2 separate regions of the Homo sapiens genome follow, and region 2 is linked to region 1. A link is a contact called in ENCODE Hi-C data. All regions are on one chromosome and are shown on one strand. Each heading gives the region's core, a stretch centred on a gene start or an enhancer-like site at or near the end of the contact. The rest is flanking DNA. Distances are from core to core; before and after follow the strand shown. Region 1 overlaps LOC124906267 (a long non-coding RNA gene). Region 2 holds the start of ABHD10 (abhydrolase domain containing 10, depalmitoylase).

Region 1 (7,231 bases), core at 3,389-5,888:
AGGTGGCATGGGCATGGGTTCCTAATAGTAGCACAGAGCCACCACACCAGCCCTGCGGTGTCTCCCTCAAGATTTCTTTTAAGTAAGAGAAAAAATATTTATTTTATTTAATCCACTCTTACTCAGGAGTTTTACTTATATGCAGCTGGTAGCTGACTAAGCCTGATAGCTCTTCCTATAGCTCACTGATTCTCAATCCTTGATTTATGTTAGAATCACCTGGGAAGTTTCAAAAACTAGTAATACTCAGGCCTTACCTCAAGGGCTACTGATGTAATTAATCTTGATAGAGTCAGACATGACTATGTAGAAGCCTCCTAGCAATTCTACTACGAAGCCAGGATTAAGATGAATTGCTATAATCATTGTGTTAAATGTTTTTATATTATTATTTCAAAATAAATATTGTCATCCCTTGGTATCTGTGGGGTATTGGTTCCAGGACTGCCCACAAACACCAAAGCTGGTGCATATTCAAGTCCGGCAGTCAACCCTGTAGAACCTGCAGAAACGAAAAGTCGCCCCTCTGGCCCTCCATATATGCAGGTTTCACATCCTGCTAACACTGTATTTTCAATGCGTGTGTTTGGTTGTGGGTGGCAAATCAGCCAATATAGAAGCCCAATTGTATTTATTTTTTTAAAAAATCTGATTATAGGTAAACCCATGCAGTGCAAACCTATATTCTTCAAAGGTCAACTGTAGTTCTTGATTTTTAGTCCCAGTTTTTATAAAGTGACTAGTATGTAAACATAAGGTGCTACTATTGTTACACCACAGAAGTAGAATAATAATAGCAACAATAAATACAATTTGCATATTATTTATGCTTTACAGTGCCTTCACATAACAACCAATTTTACTGAGAGAGATTTGATTGATTTTTTTATTTTGCAGAAGATGTGACCTCTTACTAAGTGAACATATCCTTGGCTAGGTCTCTCATTTCAAAACGATTCACCACTATGCTCAATTCTTTGGTTTGTCCCAAACCTCAAAATAACTAGGCACAGTTCAGCCCTTCCTCCACAGAAGCCAGAGAGTGGAATGGAGCTTTGACCTGAAATGATTAGAGAAAGGAAATAAGTCCTAGATCAATATCTTGTAGACCCTGACTCACATAATTCCCAATAAAGTCACTCAAAACCTGAAGAGTACAAAAAAAAAAAAAAACAACCAAACAAACTGAACAACGAGGATGGACCCTAAGACTGAAAAATAAGACTTTAAATGCCACTACAGAAGGGAGATTGCACCCTTACTGACTGAGGTTTGGGAATACTTTTTATTGCAGAGCCAAATCTAGGCCCATTAAATTAAAAAAATAATAATAAGGCTGTAGACTCGTAGCATTTCTATACTATGATTTTATCTATAACATAGAAACCAGAGACCCAAATATCTGTACCCCACGATAAAAAAGAAGATAATTTTGGCCGGGCGCAGTGGCTCATGTCTGTAATGCCAGCACTTTGGGAGGCTGAGGCAGGCGGATCACAAGGTCAGGAGCTCGAGACCAGCCTGGCCAGTATGGTGAAACCTCGTCTCTACCAAAAATGCAAAAATTAGCCAGGCATGGTGGCATGTGCCTGTAGTCCCAGCTACTTGGGAGGCTGAGGCAGAAGAATCGCCTGAACCCGGGAGGCAGAGGTTTCAGTGAGCCAAGATTGCACCATCGCACTCCAGCCTGGGTGACAGAGCAAGACTCTGTCACAAAAAAAAAAAAAAAGATAATTTCAAGAGTTTTATCTCACCTCTAATTCCTAGCCAGCCAATTTTAGCATTACTAATGGCTACTGTGATGATTAATATTGAGTGTAAACTTCATTGGATTGAAGGATGCAAAGTGTCGTTGTGGGTATATCTATGAGGGTGTTGCTGAAGGAAATTAACATTTGAGTCAGTGGACTGGGAAAGGAGACCCATCCTCAATCCTGGTGGGCACAATCTATCTAATCAGCTGCCACTGCGGCCAGAATAAAAGCAGGCAGAAGAATGTAAAAATAAATAAATAAATAAATAAATAAATAAATAAATAAATAAAGCCTAGACTGGCTTATCCTCCCAGCCTATGTCTTTATCCTGTGATGGATGCTTCTTGCCCTCGAACATTGGACCTCAAGTTCTTCAGCTTTGGGACTTGGACTGGCTTCCTTGCTCCTCAGCTTCCAGATGGCCTATTGTGGGACCTCACCTTGTCATCCTGTGAGTCAACACTCCTTAATAAACTCCCCTTTATATATACATGTATTCTATTAGTTCTGTCCTTCTAGAGAACCCTGACTAATACAGCTACCCATGTTAAATGATAGGACAGAACCTTCAGGAATCAAGAACAAAATGAGAAAGGTCATAGTGAGCAAAAATCCCTTCTCTGATCCAACTGGAGGATCAATTATGCCATACCTTCCATGCTTAGTAATTACTGTATTACTTTTATTGGGATACAGTGCAGCCTAGTGTTTACAAATGTTACAGAAATCTTATGCCTCAGCTTTCTGATTAATAAAATGTGAACAATATATCTCTTATGTTAGACTATTGCAGGGATTAAATGAGTTATCACCTAAAATGTTTTTTAAAAGTGCCTAATACCTATTTGCTATTATTATTTATATTATTAGTAACAATAATTTGTAACATCATAATAGAGAAAACTTGAACACAATCTCAAACTCAGTTGGGCAAAATATAATTGTTATGGAATAAATTGTGTCCCGCAAAATTTATATGCTAAAGTTCTAAACTACAGTACCTGAGAGTGTGACAGTATATAGAGATAGGGTCTTTAAAAAGGTAATTTAGGAAAAATTAGGTCATAGGGGGAGCCCTAATCCAATATGAGTGGTGTACTTATTAAAACATGGAGATTAGGACACATACACACACACACAAAGACCATGCACACACAGTAAACACACAGGGAGAAGACAAGACAAGAAAGGCCTCAGGAGAAATCATCCTACTGACAACTTGACTTGGACTTCTAGCCACCATATTTTTGAGAAAATAAATATCTGTTGTTTAACCCATAGGGTCCACATACTTTGTTACAACAGCTCTAACAAACTAATATAATAATGCATTTCTTTATTTTCTATAAATGTACTTAATACTTACTTCTTGTCCACTTCTTGCCAAGATAGTCAAATATCTATCTCAGCAATTCTTGAGGACCCTCTACTACCAGGGTAATGAAGTATGTGAAGGTCTTAGTAGCACAATGACATAGGGTGGCTCCTGGGTCATTGGCCATCTGTCCAATGTTTACTACCTAGACACTGGAGTCTGTTCCACAGGGTCCCTCCAAATCCAGCCTTCTTCCTGACCGATGCTTCTGTGCACCACACTGAGGATGGAGCAAACTTTGGCGAGCCTGAAACCCACCAACATTCCTCCTGAAGTCTTGCTTCCTCCACACAGCACTGATAGTTAGCAGGGTCCTGCTGTGGCCTTTGAGGAATCCCTACAGTGGTTCTGTGTCCTTGCACTCCTATCTGGAGATATCACAGATCTCCAGATCTAGGAGTAAGGAAACTGGGTGTAAGGAAACTCTTCACTGTGAGTAAAAGTAATCCCTTTTCTTTTATTTCATGTAGGAGGCATTCTCTCTCTCCTCTCTTTCAAGGGCGTCTAGCACAACTTTATCAAAAAGTATAGACTTAGAAAATGAAAACCTAGGTTGGAAGTAAAACTTCAGTTTTTTCAAACTCAAAACATCCTTGAGACCAAGAAGCACAGAGTCTGGCTACCTACTGAATGAAGGATATATGAATGAATGATAGAGACATATCAATTGATATCATTAAAGATACCCTGAAGTGTTACCAGTAGTTTTTTACACAGATCCTTAAAGCCATAAATGCCGTGAATTTTTTTTTTTGACAGTCTATCTCTGTTGCACAGGCTGGAGTGCAGTGGCGTGATCTTGACTCACTGCAACCTCCACCTCCTGGGTTCAAACGATTCTCCTGCCTCAGCCTCCTGAGTATCTGGGACTACAGGCGCCCGCCACCACACCCAGCTAATTTTTTTTGGTATTTTTAATTGAGACGGGGTTTCGCCATATTGTCCAGGCTGGTCTCGAATTCCTGACCTTGTGATCCGCCCACCTCAGCCTCCCAAAGTGCTGAGATTACAGGCATGAGCCACAGCGCCTGGCCTATTTTTATTTTTTTACGTGTTTTCTTCCTCTCTCTTTCTCTTGTCAGCTTATTAACATGCTTATTCATTTGTAAAAGGTGACAGCATACCCAAGCAGAAAAGGCGAGATGTTTCTACCAGCCTGGCTCCTCTTCTCTGGCCTCTATTCTTTTGGCCTAAGAGATAGACAATACATCAAGCAAGGTCCTTATTTGCAAGCAAAATAAGAAATCAATCATGACTGAATAAATGGGAGGATAAAAAAGAGTTTATTTTAAAAACTAATAGGTAGCTCTCTGAATCACCAGGAGAGCGGAACCATCTTGCTCAGAACAATGAATCTTGAACAATGCCCCAATTGAGGCTGCAAAACTGGGCTGATGAGGAAACTACTTCTGCCCCCACAAAACTAGAACACTGAGTGTCCTAGATAATGTTGTCACTGATCTATCAGGAACACAATTGTGCTGTAACCACTTCCTTTATCAGAGAATGAGTCACTTCCCGTGTTTTTTGGTGTCACTAACTTCCTACTCAAAAACTGGTATGAGTGCATCCAATATAGAGAGCCCGAAGTATTTGCCCAAACCCTTGCTTCAAATCAGGCTGAGAACGTATCTGGTATTTTTAGTTTTTATAGTTTATATAGTTAATGTTTCTAAAGTTTAAAGTTTGCTCTTTCTCCCACCAAGATTAATCTCACGTAGAAAGGGGATGCAAATGCTAGGCAGACAAAAAGACTGAAAAAAAAAAAATCTCCACAACAGAAAGACTGACACAAAGCTGAAAGAGAAAACAAGACAGGAAGTTAGGGTACAGTTAGAAATGCCTTTGGTTTCAATTAATAAAATATCTGATTAGGTATTTTTAAAAAGTAATTTAAAAAATAGAGGGAGTCTTTTTTGTTTAGTCACAGAATGCAAAATCTGAAAGTAAGAACTTGTTGCTTTCATTAGCTCAGGAGCTCAACAATGTTAAGATTAAGTCAAAAGTTCACTTGTCCTTTTCCTCTTAATTCCAAAATGACTATTTTTGCTTCAAATCAGGTAAAAGAGAGAGAGGATAAGAAGTGTCAACAGACTTCTCTATACATTTCATGGGCGAGAATCACTGGCAACCAGTCCATAAAAAATGTATCACTGAAGCCACAAGCTAGAGAAATATTCTCCTATATGTGAAGTAACACGATCCTACAAGGTTCTTTTAAAGGATACCAATTAAAACTACTTTCTAACAAATTTGTTGCTCTTTTACTGCGAAAAGTATATGCATCCCAACCTTGAATGATAAATTTTATCAGTAAAAATCTTTATATTTTCAAAAATTTAACCATTAATTGTGTATGGACTCATACTCAATAGAAAATATAAATGAATACACATTATGTCACAAAATTAAAATCATGGAAATCAAGAGAGAGTCACCTCGTTTATAACTGCCTTCCCTATTGAAAGATATATCTGCAGAATGGATGCACCACCTCACCCGCTGTTTTATTTTTCTCTACAATCAGATATAGTTCATAGGTCTTGGCAAGAGCAATCCCATTTACTTTAACTGTTATTAGAGTGTTCATGTTTTCATGCCTTTTCATCTGTTTTCTTTGCTTCTGGAACTCTTTGAAGGCTTACTTTAGATGGCCTTGCTTGGTAACATCTAAAATACCATTTCTAAGATCCTGGTGTTCTCCCCAGTCATTTGGATAATTGCCACTATTGATGCTAGTTTGACTCTGGCATTCTGGACATTCCCTTATCCCATCTTCATATTGCTCTTTATTTATATGGTAGCAAACGGAAGTCCATATCATATGTCTCCATATGAATGGGACATCAGAATTAAATAGACATAAAAATGAAAAGATTCCTGGGAAAAATCACTCAGGATGCTCTGGGTTGGAGTCTATCCAGGCTGTGCTATTTATTATTCAGTTGACTTTGAGCATGTAACTTAATCTCTTGAGTCTCAATTTTATTGTATGTACCTTGCTTCACATAAATATTCTTGTGAGAAATCTTGTGAAGATTTGGAATATAGAATCTCTTTGAAGTCTATAACATTGTATAAAAAGAAAAGCTAACAAAGACTATATATTATTGTCTGATGTACTCTTTCATCCTCCTGAAAAGCATTCAGCAAATTCTGCTTATCCTTACATCCCACATTTCCTGCTCCACTCTCCGCTTCAGGCTAGATCCTACTACCCACTTCCATCTTGACCACAATATTCTTACTCAACATGGGAGATAGAGCAGGTAAACAAAAGAAGCTGGATTTTGTTAGATTCTGCTCAGGACAAACTATAGAGGTCAATCTGGTTTTAATTACTTTATTCTCTTTGTCAGAATTCCAAGTAGGCACTGGTCTCTACATTAGCTGTAAAGGCCAATTATTTATTTCACAATATTGAAGTCTCTGGCCCAGATGGTTGATTTCTCTAATCTATCCAGTCCTATCTGAGTCTTAGCTCCTGATCTGGGCCTTTGCTGCAGATTCTACATCCACCCTATGGGTTAACTATGTTGAATATCAGGATTCTTGATACTTGGCTTTAGCCTAGCAATTTATTTCATTGTGCCTCCTATTTTCTTGAGAAAGTGAGAGTAAAGTGTTTAAAATGAGTCATTAAGCTACCTGTGGTTCAATTAGACCACTGCTTTCACACCTTTATGACTAATGTTTCATGAAGCTGAAACTAATTGACATGATTTCTATAAAGGCAGGGAAGCCCATAAGCCAGGCCTGACCATACACACCCACTTACTTTTGAAGGATTTCTTCTGGCATTAATCCAAAAGGTGCTCAAAACCTAAAGGAAGATATACAGCATTTACTTACACTGTTCTCGTCCATCTTTACTTTTTCACTCCCTCCTTAAGACTTCTTTTTTAGATGATGTCTTTTTTGCCTGTAGGACCCCTACTGACAATTTTAGTTTGTCTTTGATTTTTAAAATTTGTTGATATATGCATGAAGCAAAGTGCCTGTTTTTCTGTTTTTTATATCTCCACAGCTTTTGTCTCTCAGTGTTTATACTTTGGTAAATTTGGACTCTACTTTTTTTCCAAAATGAATAAAGAACATTTTT
Region 2 (7,231 bases), core at 1,688-4,187, 2.2 Mb before region 1:
GCAGGCGTGACCTAGAGATTTGCAAAACTCCTCAATCGCCAACGCTTTTGTACCATTCATATAAGAAAGATAGCCAGGGATGAAGATAATTCCTGGACTTTTGCCTTTTAGCTTCTTATAAGCCAGGTTTGGAAGGTCTGGTCGATTAAGGAATGAGAGTGACGTCTTTTGTCTACAAGCTAAACAAAGTACACAAAAAGTAAACTATGGTTTGTAAACTCAGTCTTTGGAAAACCATATATATTTTCGATCTTAACTTTCTTATCTCAATGAATTGATGTTAAATACTATTTCCATTTAATAGAAAAAACAAGAACAGACTCAAAGTACTAAGTAAGTCTGTGCATGAGATCTCCAGTTTTAAAATCATGCCAACATCAGTAACTTCTTTGAGCAAAGTCCAATCTTGATTCTTCCAAAATACACAATGCGGTAGGAATTTCAAGACAACAAAAGACAGAGACTAATCGAAAAACATTTTCTTGTTACTGCTTTATCATGTATTCTAAACAGTATCAATCAACATTCAGATTTACCCGCAATAGTTTCAGCCCTCTCTTGTGAGATTTTTGGCTTTGTTTTTAAATTTATTTTTTGTTTGACAAGTTTCACATCCCTTATTTTCTTTCTTTTTTTTTTTTTTTTTTTTTTGAGACAGGGTCTCACCTTGTCACTCAGGCTAGAGTGCAGTGGTGCAATCCTAGCTTACGGCAGCCTGGACTTCCTCGACTCCTCAGGCTCAAGCCATCGTCCCACCTCAGCCTCCCCAGTAGCTGCACTACACGCATGTACCACCACACCTGGTTAATTTTTGTATTTTTTGTGGAGACAGGGTCTCACTATGTTGCCCAGACTGGTCTCAAACTCCCAGGCTCAAGTGACCCTCCCACCTTGGCCTCCCATTGCTGAAATTACAGGTGTGAGCCACCATGCCTGGCCTTTCATCCCCTACTTTCTTGGGGGTCAGGGAAGAAACAGGTTTGGTCTGCCCTTGCAAAATTGTTTCAAAGGAGGACGTGCTGTGCCCTTTTTATTACTGACTCCCATCCACCCGCCCACCCATCCGCCTACCTCAACCAAGAAATCATGAGCCATGGTAACAACTCATAATTTTATTGTCAGCTGAGGTGGGTTCAATGAGCAGTTTCTTTAAAAACAACATATGATAGTATCGTTTTTGGAAAGAGATTTCTTATAGACCTATGCAATCACTTTGCGTTTTGTTGGTTTGGCTTTCTGTAAATGGTACACAGAGATTTTAGTGTAATTTAAGTACAACAGTACAATTGGTGAACTTCATAAGATTATCCTACTTCATCTTTTTCAAATTTTCCCCCATTATAAAATCTATACTTGCTCTTAAGAAACAAGTAGATATTTTTTTAAAAGAGTCATTTATAATCCCACCTCTTCTTTCCAAAGACACTAGTTTTGTGTACTTCCTTAGAGTCTTTGGACTAATACATTTTCTTTTTTTATATTAAATGAAGCCGTCCTCCACTTTGAAAACTTCTCAGTCTTGAGAAGAGAATCCATGTGTGCTGCTAAAGTTTTCCCCATTTTGTAATTAAGAAGTTGATTTTTTAAAGATGTAACTGAAGGCCTTAAAGTTATCCTTTTTACATAAAAGCTTGTTTCAAAGTATAGAGAAATATGCCAAATTTAAAACTTTTGGTAAGGACCAGTTATGCTGATCCACTCATGTTCATTTCCCATCTACTCAGCTGAGCACTAAAAAAAATTCTCACTATCCTCTTCCAGAAATCACCTCTTAAAACATAATTTCCCCGAGATGATTATAATTTATTTAATGTAAGTTCTAAGTAGACAGATTCATATAATTATATTCATAAATCATCTTTGAACATAAGGATTAATTCAAAGCCTGGTGCATAAGTGCTCAATGAATAAGTGCTAACTAGATGAAATAATATTATACTCTGGTTAATGAATTGACATACTACATTTTACTAGGAGTATTTGCATGTGTAACATGCCTTTTGGTTGCGCACAATTAAATGCAAGTTAATCTGATTATAAAAGTTTAAAAACTGGATACAAAAATCTCCATACAAAAGATCTCTGCCGTGACATTAATTACCACTCCAAGCACCATGCATCATCTGACAGCTACGTGGCAATGGTGTGAACCACACACAAAGCCAAAAAAATAAAAGGATCTAATTCAAAGACTATATATACATATAAGAGGTTCTCTGATTTTTAGCCCAAATTCTAGTTTCCTTTGTGCAATAATGATTATGGTTCTTTCACTGAGTGGGTGCAGCAAGAAAGCAGAACTAGAAATTAGGCTTATGAGGGCGTCTACACTTTTACAAAGAACATGCCTCGCATTGTTAGGTTCCCTAAACTCAAAGGAGAGTCAGTCTAAGCATTTTAGGAGTCACAATCTACAAATTCCTAGAAGTAACTAATAATAATGCATTAAATGCACATTTTAATTTTTTCTAGTGTTGGCCTTTAATGCAGGGGAGGCAGGTAAGGAGCAGGAGCTCTTTAAACTGCACAGTGTAAAACGCCAGCGAGGGCCCGGGGTGCCCAGAATGCCGCAGGGCCGCGGCAGAGCTCTCCTCACAGCCTTCACCAGAAGTCTACAAAGCGCCTAGAACTGGGGTGTTGAGAAAGGGGGAGGAGCATTTTTGAACCGGGCGCCAAAGACGCACTGCACAGGCACGGTAACTGACGGAACCCGAGGCGTTCGAAAGAACGCATCCTACTCCCGCCTTTCGGACACTGACCTGGGAGCCACCGTGGCGCCCGCTGAGGTATCCGTGCAAGCAGCACGCTGAGGCCACGGTGGGGACCGAAGGGGACGGCTGCCCAGCCCCAGCTCCGACAAGGTACCCAGGCCGCCACAGCTGCCAAGCGCGCAACCGCCATCTTCGTAGTTGTCCCCGCACCCTGCAGTGTCCCACTGAGGGACACGCTACGCAACGGAACCGAGGCTGCGCATGCGCTTCAGGCTGGAAGGCGGAACTTGCTAAAGAGCTCCCCGCAAGATTTTCAGCTTGCGAAGAGCGCACATGCGCAGAGCGTCGTGGCTCTTTCGTTTAGACTGTTGGTTCTACTAGTAGCGGGGTTTGGCTTGGGGCCTTTAAGATGTTTTGAGTGGCGTCGGGAGGCTGCCCTATCAGCGGGCTGATAGATACTACAGAGCTGGAAGCTCAGAAAGGAACCCTATCCAACGGTCCTAGATGGGAAACGTCTCCTGTCGAGGACACCAGGCTTGCTGCATCACCTGCAATCCCGCCGACCGCGTGACAGTTTTAACCTGTACTGGAAATGCTCCCAAGATCTGACATTAATCTCGCCTGTATAACCTGGAATGGTATCGGACATTCCCCGCTCTAGATCTATATGCCTGATTAACGAAATACTGAATTATCTTGGCCCCCTCCTCGTGCTATATGCGAAAATAAATTTCAGTAAAAAAAGATTTCAACGGAAGAATACAACTGAGAGGATTAAATAAATTTTAGGAGAATATTATATAATCCGGGGACAGAAGGGACTTTCTTAACCAAGATTTCAAAACCCCAACATCATAAATAAAAAATATATTTGTATACGAATTTAAACTTTTTGAATGGCAAAAGACACCTCAAGTTAAGAGCTTAGAAAAATGGATTTTGTAGCATAGATACATTAATACTTCTACTCAGCCTGCTCCTATAAATAAGAAATATAATTCAAATAAAATTGGCCAACAGCTATAAATAGGCAGCCCATATAAGGAAACATGATGCTCAAACTCACTAAATGAAAAACTGGAATTAAAAAAATAATGCCTTTTTCCCCCCATTCAGTTGGCAAAAAAGAAAAATAATTGGCAAGGATGCTAGACACTAGCACTTATGTATGATTGCTAGGAAGGTGAATTACTAAAATTTGTTGTGAAGTAATATGGCCACATCTATTACAATTTTAAAATATGCATCCATTCCAGTGCCTTTTAACGCAGTGGCACCAATTTGTGATTATCCTATAGAAAAACAACACTAGTTCTTAAGACTGCATATTATCTACTACACCGTTTTTAGAGGCAAAGAGAAGGAAAAAAATGGGAATGGCTAACAATAGAAAAATAGTTGAATAAATTGTAGTACAAGGGTTTCCGGACTCCAGCTCTAAATACCTTTCAAACTAATTCCTGGGGGCCTCAAGCATCAACCATGGAGTTTTACGTAGTAGTTTCCTATTTAAAAGTTATGGTGGCTTGTGTAATACTTTGAGTATATATAAGATAGTAAAGTAACTTTTATTATCCTGGTTATAAATTTGGGGGGCAGTAATTGGTACCAGAATTAAAGGCAAAGTTTGGATATAGTGAATCCAGCATGTCTTTGGAGTCGTGAGAACCTGGACTGTTGGAACAGTCTGGAACAGTTAGATAAATAAAGACTGAATAGATCTCTTTCTTGAGAGGTGGGATGCCTCTCTCTACTAAGGACATATAGTTAAGGACAGCAACTTGATTTCAGGACATACTCCAAAAGATGCTGAGCTATGTTGCCCGTTCTCCATTAGACCTGTTGTAGACTCTAAGGGACTAAATCACTAAGGTGATGCCTGATGCATGTCATTTCATCATCCCTTATATTTCTTTTTTGGGTTTTTGTGTGTGTGTGTGTGTATGTTTTAGACTGAGTCTCGCTCTTGTCACCCAGCCTGGAGTGCAATGGGGCGATCTCAGCTCACTGCAACCTCCACCTCCTGGGTTCAAGCGATTCTCCTGCTTCAGCCTCCTGAATAGCTGGGATTACAGGCACCGACCACCATGCCTGGTTAATTTTTGTATTTTTAGTAGAGATGGGGTTTCACCATGTTGGCCAGGCTGGTCTCGAACTCCTGACTGCAGGTGATCCACCCCCCTTGGCTTCCCAAAGTGCTGGAATTACAGGTGTGAGCCACCGCACCTGGCCCATCCCTTATATCTTAACAAACACTTCTCTCTGCATGTTTTGGATAATTGCAAATATTCTCAATCACTTCTCTCCCTTTTCTTCCCCTTTATTTTTGCAAGTCTTCTTGCATTTTACTTGCAGTAAGATGAAAAATCTGACTGGTCATAGTGGGAAAATCACTGCACAGAAAAGCAGAGAAACCCATGGATTGTTTTCTGTATTCACTCTTGTTGTCTAACAAATTAGAAAAAATTATGGCCAGTAGCAAGTACAGATGCTTTTACGGACAGTGATGAGCTTGAAGTAGACAAATTTGTTTCCACTCTGGGTACCTATTGTCAATGTTGACTTCATCAATATATAAAGGGGGCAAAGGGACATACTGCTGAGGGAAGCTTCTCTCTCTGAAATCTGCTGCCTTAGTTCAGGGGGACAAATGAGATGCCCCACCAAATAAAGCTTTATATCACATTTACATGATTTTTTTTTCGTGTAAGATAAGGATAAGTAAACACACTCCTTGCAATCCCCAGCAATAAATGTATCTGTGTAAACAGACAACAATATGATGTCAGAGTTTTTCAGGGTTCATTTCATTTTGTAAGCAATAGGATGTAACCAGAGATACTTCTATTGGAATACTTCAGTTTATACACTACAAATCATAATGTTAGCACACAACAAACTTTACATAGTTTCTACAACTGTCATTTGCGATTAATTCATCCTCCATCATACTACAGATAGGTAACTTCAAAATAAGAGATGAGTTTATTTTCAAATGTGAAATCATGTCAACATTTTAATCCAAACTCAATATATTTAACACACATATTTAAGAGGCTTACTACATCATGCAATTGGATTAGAACACCTTTACAATCCTATGAAGAGAGTACAGTGCAGAAAAGTCATATCTTTACATTAACCAACAAAATCTTAGCAATTATATTTTAGTCTTACATCACTACAGGGTTTAAAAGTGATCGCTGCAAAATCAGATTTTAAAAATATCTTCCACAATCATGATTTTTGTCCTTCACTGTTCAAGTAAAATCTTGTGTCATCCAGTTGCAAAATCTTATTATTGATAACACGTATACGTGTATACAAACCACACTGCAAATTAACAAAAGAATTGTACCCAGTCAGGCTGACAAAGTTTAATAAAGGGACACTTCTAATCTAATCATTTCATCTTGTAAGTAATATTGTTATTCTCTACATCTATTCATTTGCCATGTTTTAGGAAAGAGCACATTCATACTTTCAAACATGCAAAACATGATAAACTAGAATAAATGGCACTTGAAAAACCATTATAAAAGAGACTTGCCTGAAGTCGTTTCATTTGACAAAAATTAACTAAAAAAAAGGCTAATTGTAAAAAATAAAATAAAATAATACATTATAGAGAATATTAAGTTGAACTTCATTTGCCGTTTTATAGAACTACACCACTTCTGCAAATAAGTATGTTAATTGGTCTGTTCTTTGGTGAAAACAGAGCTATGATTTCATAGTTATGTTGAGGGAGCAGTTAGCAGGTGTGCTCCACAACAAAAAGAAATCAGACAATCTAAAGGACATTGGCTACTGGTTGCCTTTATTCTCAGCACCAGGAATGGAGAAATCTTCAGCAAAACAAGCTCCTAACACCAGATATTCTCTTTATTTAAAATTGTTCAACATGACAGAATGCCTGTTGCGTAACCTGGCTTTTTTTTCTAAAACACACAGCTTTTTGCTCTTTCTTCTTTTACAAAAAGTGGTTTACTACATATATATATACATATATAGTAGCTTACACCAGTGGTGACACTGCAAAGTCAATTTCCTGGGCATTTGATGGCATCAAAATACCATTTTGAAATATACAGAACAATACGAAATGCAGTTCATCACTTGCAGTTACTACTGTTCCACAGAAGTCAGGTCAGCTCTTTGGTTTTGGTGCAGTACTTAAAAAATTAAGGCAAAACTCCTCCTAAAATGTATTTCCCTCCAAGCCCTTATTTGCTTATGTTTACAAAATAACTGTCAACAAAATGCTACCTTTTTTAAAAAAAGCCAGTTGATTACCAATAATGTCAATGCCAGTGATTTGGGTGATAAAGTTATTCTGTATTTCCAAGTACATACAGATATTCTGTAACCTGTTTAGTTTATTTCACCAAATCCGACAACTGATTAAAAACAGTTTATTAGAAATGTTCCTATAAGTGATCCAATTTATCAAAATAGTGTTTTCTTTCTCATGGAAGCTTCAATTATTTTGCTATTTATTATGAAGGTTTGTATTAAAA

What was found. A loop is a pair of places that touch in the nucleus more often than their neighbours do. Pooled maps may share reads with other maps.
Region 2: a map of CD8-positive, alpha-beta T cell shows a loop between it and region 1 (4-fold over the local background). The contact joins the promoter of ABHD10 here to the enhancer-like site in region 1. A Hi-C loop is called at or near these places in 3 of 168 maps with a recorded cell type or tissue (CD4-positive, alpha-beta memory T cell, CD8-positive, alpha-beta T cell and naive thymus-derived CD4-positive, alpha-beta T cell) and 7 of 50 pooled maps.

What each region holds. Positions count from the first base shown.
Region 1 is chr3:109,804,503-109,811,733 of GRCh38, reverse strand. All of the region lies in intron 2 of LOC124906267 (a long non-coding RNA gene), which reads right to left. Among named protein-coding and RNA genes, the nearest start is that of MIR4445, 210 kb to the right of the region's middle. RefSeq lists an enhancer at 3,734-4,933. Within about 2 kb of position 4,638, at least 5 of the 41 ENCODE cell types and tissues checked have a DNase peak (open chromatin) inside an H3K27ac peak, as active enhancers do; they include CD8-positive, alpha-beta T cell, where a contact is called at or near this core.
Region 2 is chr3:111,974,732-111,981,962 of GRCh38, reverse strand. ABHD10 (abhydrolase domain containing 10, depalmitoylase) reads right to left here and starts at 2,937. Exons shown (of 5, transcript NM_018394.4): 1 at 2,760-2,937; 2 at 1-179. The coding sequence starts at 2,901. It overlaps PHLDB2 (pleckstrin homology like domain family B member 2), which reads right to left. Exons shown (of 18, transcript NM_001134438.2): 18 at 5,446-7,231. RefSeq lists enhancers at 2,698-2,747, 2,768-2,817, 2,828-2,877, 2,736-3,295.